2 separate regions of the Homo sapiens genome follow, and region 2 is linked to region 1. A link is a contact called in ENCODE Hi-C or POLR2A ChIA-PET data. All regions are on one chromosome and are shown on one strand. The core of a region is the stretch at or near the end of the contact, and the rest is flanking DNA. Distances in the headings are between cores, read along the strand shown.

Region 1 (3,402 bases), core at 673-3,172:
ACAGTAAATCCAAGCATGGAGGAACTCACCTGTACCATTCCTCCTAGCCTACAGTAGGGCAGGGAGAAAGGAGGGCATTAGCACAAAGCAGGCCATTCATTGGAGCTGGTGACCGCCATTCAGGCAGGCCCTGAAAATCAGAGGTGGCCTAGGTGTGCCCTGCATGAAGGGGAGGTCCCAAGGGACGCGTGAATTTTGAAGTATTCAGAATTGGTCTTAGAGGGCGCCTGACCCTCGTTCTGGATAATAACATGGCATCTCGCCCAGGTAGAGAAAGCCTAGGACCTTGAAATATGTCCTCCGAAGTGAGCTCTGTTTGCCTCTCCTGCTGTGTAGCATTGACAAGTCGCTTTCTTCTGTGCCTTGATTTTCTTTTTTCTTTTTTTGAGACAGAATCTTGCTCTGTCGCTTAGGCTGGAGTGCAGTGGCACAATCTCGGCTCACTGCAACCTCTGCCTCCAGGTTCAAGTGATTCTACTGCCTCAGCCTCCCAAGTAGCTGGGATTACAGGTGCATGCCACTTGCCCGACTAATTTTTGTATTTTTAGTAGAGACGGGGTTTTTGCCGTGTTGGCCAGGCTGGTCTCGAACTCCTGACCTTGGGTGATCCACCTGCCTTGGCATCCCAAAGTGCTGGGATTACAGGCATGAGCCACCGCACCTGGCCCGTGCCTTGGTTTTCTGATGTGTAAAATGGGACCACTTCTCAGGGGTGTGGGGATGAAATGAAATGACACATGGAAAAGACTCTCAGTGTGGAGACTGGGCCTTTCCTTAGATGGGGGCTGGGGGGTGTCACAGAGGACCTGAACCGGGGCTCTTCTGGGTTAACAGGCTGAAACCACCTCCCCAGAATCCCACATTATAGTGGTTAAAAGCAGGGTCTGGACTCAGAAGGTGCTGGGTATGAATCACAGCTTTACTACTTATCAGCTGTTGTCCTCATCTGTAAAATGGGGCAATAGTCATGGTCTCATGTGCTTGTTATGGGCATTATATGCCTGGTACATGGCAAGTACAAAATAAATGATTTGTTATTGTTTTTATTTGACAGGACTCCAGACCCCATCCTCCCAACTCCACCCACTTTAGTCTCCATGGAGACCCAAGGGCGGCTTTAGGGCCTCTGGCACTGAAGATGGAATAGCTTTGCCTTGTGGATCTGACCTCCTGGGTACCCTGGCTGATTCCTTGTTTGGTCTTGGACATGTCAGCTCTCTCTGGGCCTCAATTTCCCCCTTTTGCTGAATGACAGCCTGGACTCCATATTCCCTATTTAGGACTCCAGCGCTCCTAAAGGCAGACTCTCAGGGCTTGGAAGGTAGAAGCATGCTACAAGAAGGCAATGTCTGTTCAAAGGTGTGTGGGCTGGGGGAGGCGTGCTGTGTGATTGATTCTGCTCCACCTGAGATGGTCCCGGCACTCCAACACAGGGTCAAGGTGCTGCCAGTCACTCAGTCCCTGCTCTGAGGTGGCTCAGACCAGGTGTCCCGAAAGCAGCCTAGGGACGGCGGCCAAGCTTAAACACTGACGCGAGAAAGGGGTGGAGTCGAGGGAGGGGACGTGGTCTCAGGAACAAAGAGGAGGGCGGAGAGGGGCTGTCCTGAAGGCTCTGAGACTCCTACGACCCCAGGAAACTTACCTCGGCTCGGGGCGCCCCCCCCGACTTGGCGCAGAGCCTGCGTCCCCCTGCCGATGCCCACCCGACTCGCTAAAGCCACCGAGGCAGACGACCCCAAGACTCCCAATTTCCGACCTCCCTGGCCCGCGAGGGGCGGGGCCTTCCTCTCGGGGCGTGGCCGTCAAATTGAATTTTCCCAATGGGGCACGAGAGTGGGAGGTACCCAATCGAGGGTTGGCTGGCGCGTCGGGGCAGGGCGGGGCCAGCCGGGCTGCTGGCGCGGCTGGACGGGCAGCTCTCCGCAGAATCCAGGGGACGGTTGCTGAGCGGGCCTGGGACAGCGGGTCGCGGCACCTCCGGCCTGCGCGTGTCTAATCCGTCTGTCGGGTCCCGAAAGAGCTAAGCCGAGCCTGCGCCGGACGGGTGGGCTGGACTGAGAGGTGGGTGTGCGGACCTCGGGGGGGATCCTGGTGCTGCCCCAACGTGTCCGGGGGTGGAACCCGGATGTCTAGACAGGAGTTCTGGAACGTCCAGACCTGGGAGCCCCCACCCATACGAGAGGTCTAAGCCATGGGATAAAGTTATGAGACTGTTGGGGGAAGACGCCCCCGGATTCCTAAGAGACTCCACGCCCCACAGGGGCGCTAGTCTGTGGCGGCAGAAACCCTGGGGAAGCTGCCACAGAATCCTGAGGCCCCTCACAATGTCCGGCGACCCCAGACTGTGTGACAGGGAGATTGGAGAAGAGCAGCGGCAGGGATCTTCTTATAATCCCATGGGTGTCCTAGATTAGGCATTAGGGTCAGCTGCCCCATAGAAGAACAGACATGGGGGGAATCAGAATGTCCGCAGAACCTAAGGCTGGTGACCACTGGACAGTCTTGAAGAGGTTTAACCCAGACAGAGTAACTAGGTAAGAGGCAAGGATCCTAACAGGCAGAGATTGGGAGGTTGACACCTCTGAGCCTACCAGGATGGGAGGGGGAACAAGCAGTGACTTGAACAGGCTGGGACCCACACACCCCAACTGTGTGGAGCGGTAACCCTCACCCCCCACCCATGCACCGTATGGGGTGACTTCCCAAGTGACTGTTCTGAAGAGAGGGAAGGGATGATTGAAAGATGAATCAACAGGAGGTGGGGGGCAGGCCTGGGGCCACACATTAGTCAGTCACCATACATTAACTAAGCATCCACAGTGTGCCAGACCAGGGCCCCTCAAATTCCAGACAGACATTAGTTGGGGCTACAGGAGGAAGGAGAGATCTGCGCTGGGAGGCTGGGCCAGGATTTAGGGGTCCATTTTGATGGGCAGCACTGGGGCAAGATGGGGCTCTTGCCTCTGTCACTGAGAGTGTTCCAGGCCCTTGAGGGCACTTTGGAAGGGAGCTTCGGAAGCCGGAGATGACGAAGATTTTGATTACATCCTTCTCTGCCCTCTAAGTCTTTGGCTTCCTCCTTGCTCAGTGACAAATCCTTGGCCCTCTCCAATCTTCTCAGTTTGCCTGAAATCCAGGGGTTGGGCAGGTCAGCTTCTGAAAGCCCTTCCAGGTGGGGAATTGAATTCTGTATGAATTGGCAGGAGGTGCTGGGTGCCTGGACACCTGGCTTCAGGAGGTCTGGACAGCAGAGCTGGCTCCAAGAATCGGAAGACACAGTGTACCTTCCTATACCTGGGGGAATGACAGTGGTGGTGGCAGCAAGAACTACGGGTTCAGCCCACAGCCAGAAGCTGAGCCTGCGGAGTGGGTGGGGGCTGGGTAGGCCCTGTGGATGGGTGG
Region 2 (3,868 bases), core at 1,012-3,511, 580 kb after region 1:
AACAAGCATCCCAGCCCATTCAGCCCATTCTTTTATCAAATGAGTTTAGGAAACATGGCCCTAAATTATCACCCAAGATGTTATCTATCACCTGTCACACATCACCCAGTTATTGAAAAACTTACCTGAAATATAAGGTTTTCATTTACATGTCTCACAAATAGGCACTGGTTTACTAAAAACCCACAGAAATGTTATCTTTTTGGTTTGTGTATTAATATCATTTCTATCTTGATATAGAATACCTTTGAAAATTAAGGTTTCTTATTGTACCCAAATCTTCATCTCTCTCACCCACTGCATCTAAGTCTAGCCTTATCTATCTACACTGGTACTAAAACATAGCTTTTTTTCTTTCCCTTTTAATGATGGTGACTGAGGTACAGCCTCCTCTCATCATTTAAAAAAATTATTTTAGGTGGACTGCGATGGCTCACTTCTGTAATGCCAGCACTTAGAGAGGTGAAAGTGGGTGGATCACTTGAGCCCAGGAGTTCAACACCAGCCTGGGCAACATGGTGAAACCCTGTCTCCACCCCCACCCCCAAAAAAAATGCAGCTGGGCGGGGTGGCGTGCACCTGTGGTCCTAGCTACTCAGGAGGCTGAGGTGGAAGAACTGCTTGAGACCAGGAGGTGGAGGCTGCAGTGAGCCATCATCACACCACTGCACTCCCTCTTGGGCAACAGAGTGAGGCTCTGACTTCCAAAACAAATAACAACAACAAAAAACAATTTTTTAAGAGTCTCATTTTAGTCCTTTCAATTCGTGACACACTTTATTTATTTTTAATTTTTTTGAGACAGAGTCTCACTCTGTCGCCCAGGCTGGACTCCAGCGGCGCAGTCTTGGCTTATTGCAACCTCCGCCTCCCAGGTTCAAGCAATTCTCCTGCCTCAGCCTCCCAAGTAGCTGGGATTACAGGTGCCTGCCACCATGCCCGGCTAATTTTTGTATTTTTTAGTAGAGACAGGGTTTCACCACATTGGCCAGGCTGGTCTCGAACTCCTGACCTCAAGTGATCCACCCACCTTGGCCTACCAAAGTGCTGAGGTTACAGGCGTGAGCCACCGCGCCCAGCCTGTGACACACTTTAAATGAATTCAGGGTTGACTCATACACAGCACGCCTGGTAATAACATTGAAAACAAAGTCTCCTGCCCAAATTCTAACAGTTACCACCACAATGCAGAGCCCTCTCCTGAGAGATAATCATTTCTGTACAGTTAATGATGAAAGAGTGACGCTTTCATAACAAGACCAATGATGGTTTCTGTTCCCTCTCAGTCCAAATCCAGTGTCCGTCTCCTCCCAAAACAATAGGTTATCCTCTGATCAACGCTGACAAAATGAACCCTGTAGGAAACACACAAGTATGGCGCATCTCTCAAATCTTAGCTCTTTGAAATGACACCAGGCAGCCGACTCTGAATCACAGCTACATTTTAATCCATTTTCCGACACTCCAAATGCTCTAAGCTATTTTCTGTATAACCACTGCCCTCACGGCGGGCAGCCTGAGAGAAAGATCGTCGCGTGAGGGGGTACCTTGATGGGGGTCCGGGCTCTGCTACAAACTGGCTAGGTGAACTTGAGCAAATCCCTCCCTCTCTCGGAGCCTCAATCTCATTAACTCCAAAGAGAGACAGCTGGACTCAGAAGACCCCTCAAGTCTCCCACATTTCTAAGAATCTAACAGCTGGGGGTCACAAGGGTAACCAAGACTCTAGCCCCATAACATATTGTTTTGAGATTACCTAACCTAACCCTCTAGCTTCAAAGACTAAGATCCAGAAATGAAAGTTGCCTGACACTCAATCTAGTGTCCTTCCCACAGGACATCATTCCTTCTACGAAAACGAACACACGAGAAAATGGCATCTGAACATCTGAAAGCCCTGCCTCGACTCAAGAGACGGGCAGGTAGCCTATTTCATCTGATTTTTGTCCCTCGTGAACTTCCACCTAGCTGGAAAGGGCAAAGCGCGAGCTTCTAGGCCACACCCTAAGTAAATCCGGACCGCCCTACGCAGGAGCAGTCGCACCTGCTCCTAAGCTCGAGGTGAAGGTGGCTCCGTCTCCACCCGAGCTCGCCTCAGAGCGAGCCCGCGACACAGAAACATCTCTCTTCAGACCCCAGCTTGGTCCAGGTTGCCCCACGCCCCAAGGTAGTCTCTCCGCGCTGCTATACCTGCTCCGCCACGGCGCGACCCCGTGCAGTAATCCCAGACATCGGTGCCCCACGGACGTCGCCATCTTGTCTGCTCCTTCTCAGCGTGCCACGCCCCCTTCACACGCTGGGCGCACGCTTAAGGCGTCACGAGTCTCGAGTTCAGTGGGCCAATGAGAAAAGCGCGGGTTGGGGGCGGAGCCGACTAAGCTCCGCCCTGTGGCTACTCCCCACCTAACCCGCTTGGCACCTGCGGAGGTAGGGGAACTAGTGGAGCTGTAGGTTTCGCTAAACCTGGGCTTGGTCGCAGCACTGCCACTCCTCCTCCTTCCCTCTGGGTGCCTTTCCTCATGTACCTGGAAAATCTGAGTCATCCAAGATCCAAGAATGTCGTTTCAAGTGATCGAACTTGCTCATTTTACGGATGGGGAAACTGGGCATCCATGACTCAGCTCTCGTTTTTTAAGCGCCGGAGTGTGTTGTGAGCACTTTGCAAGCATGGTGTCATATCATTCTTATCTCCTACCGCTGTGCTGCCAGGGAGACCGGGGGCAAACGGTCTTGGATCACCTAGAAATGCAACCAGTCGTTAAATTCGGTGCCTGGTGCTTGCTCTTGAAAAGGTTCCTATCTTCAATTGTAAGAGGAAAACGAGTTTTCAATCATGTCTGCTACTTTTTACTGAGCACTGACTAGAGACTCGCAGCTAGGCCCGAGACATTATCCCCATTTTAAAGATGAGGTACCTGAGGCTCAGGAAGGTTAAGCAACATCTTCAAGGGTACATAAAGGGCATATGCCCAAAGACTATAAAATAGTGAAGCCAGAATTTGAACATACGTCTCTGACTCCAAAAACCATGTCCTAAACATCTTCTTCTTTTTTTTTTTTTTTTGAGACAGAGTCTCTCATTGTCGCCCAGGCTGGAGTGCAGTGGCGCGATCTCGATTCACTGCAAGCTCCGCCTCCCGGGTTGACGCCATTCTCCTGCCTCAGCCTCCCGAGTAGCTGGGACTACAGGCGCCCGCCACAACGCCCGGCTAATTTTTTTATATATATTTTTCGTAGAGACGGGGTTTCACCATGTTAGCCAGGATGGTCTCGATCTCCTGACCTCGTGATCCGCCCGCCTCGGCTTCTCAAAATGCTGGGATTACAAGCGTGAGCCACCGCACCTGGCCTAAACATTCTTCCTTTTAAGCCCTTTGTCAGAATCTGGCAGAATTTGGGTCCAACAACTGAAGGAATGCAGCCCTACTTTTTCATCTGCTAAGCTGATAATCACAGTTGCCTTCACCAGGCATTTGACAGGAGGAGGAATATGCTCCCTGGTCCCTGCAGGTATTTCTGTGTAGTTGGCTTAAGTTCAACTAGGGCATACTCAGCTCCTACAGAGAGCTTAAAAGGCACCAGGTTTGGTATTGGGGGGAAGAAACCTCCCTTTGTCATGGTTTTCAAAAGTCGGAAAAGAAAAAAACAAATGTATAGAATTGGTTTTGGCCGGGCGCAGTGGCTCACGCCTGCAATCCCCACTCACTGGGAGGCTGAGGTGGGAGGATAGCTTGAGCCAAGGAGTTGAGACCAGCCTGGGCCGGGCGCGGTGGCTCACGCCTGTAATCTCAGCACTTTGGGAGGCCGAGGTGGGCGGATCACGAGGTCAAGAGATTGAGACCATCCTGGCTAACACGATGAAACCCCA

What was found. Hi-C counts contacts between places; a loop is a spot of excess contacts on that map. ChIA-PET counts read pairs that join two places held with the same protein, here RNA polymerase II (POLR2A). Pooled maps may share reads with other maps.
Region 2: a loop to region 1 is called in a pooled map, with 9 times the contacts of the local background. The contact joins the promoter of PISD here to the promoter of SMTN in region 1. A Hi-C loop is called at or near these places in 1 of 168 maps with a recorded cell type or tissue (CD8-positive, alpha-beta T cell) and 7 of 50 pooled maps. POLR2A ChIA-PET finds 5 or more read pairs at or near these places in 1 of 52 experiments (H1).

The regions. Positions count from the first base shown.
Region 1 is chr22:31,079,396-31,082,797 of GRCh38, forward strand. SMTN (smoothelin) reads left to right here and starts at 1,923. Exons shown (of 21, transcript NM_134269.3): 1 at 1,923-2,061. RefSeq lists a silencer at 1,805-1,964.
Region 2 is chr22:31,659,954-31,663,821 of GRCh38, forward strand. PISD (phosphatidylserine decarboxylase) reads right to left here and starts at 2,262. Exons shown (of 8, transcript NM_001326411.2): 1 at 2,191-2,262. The coding sequence starts at 2,255. RefSeq lists enhancers at 994-1,887, 1,183-1,322, 1,296-2,495, 1,713-1,762, 2,003-2,302 and 1 more.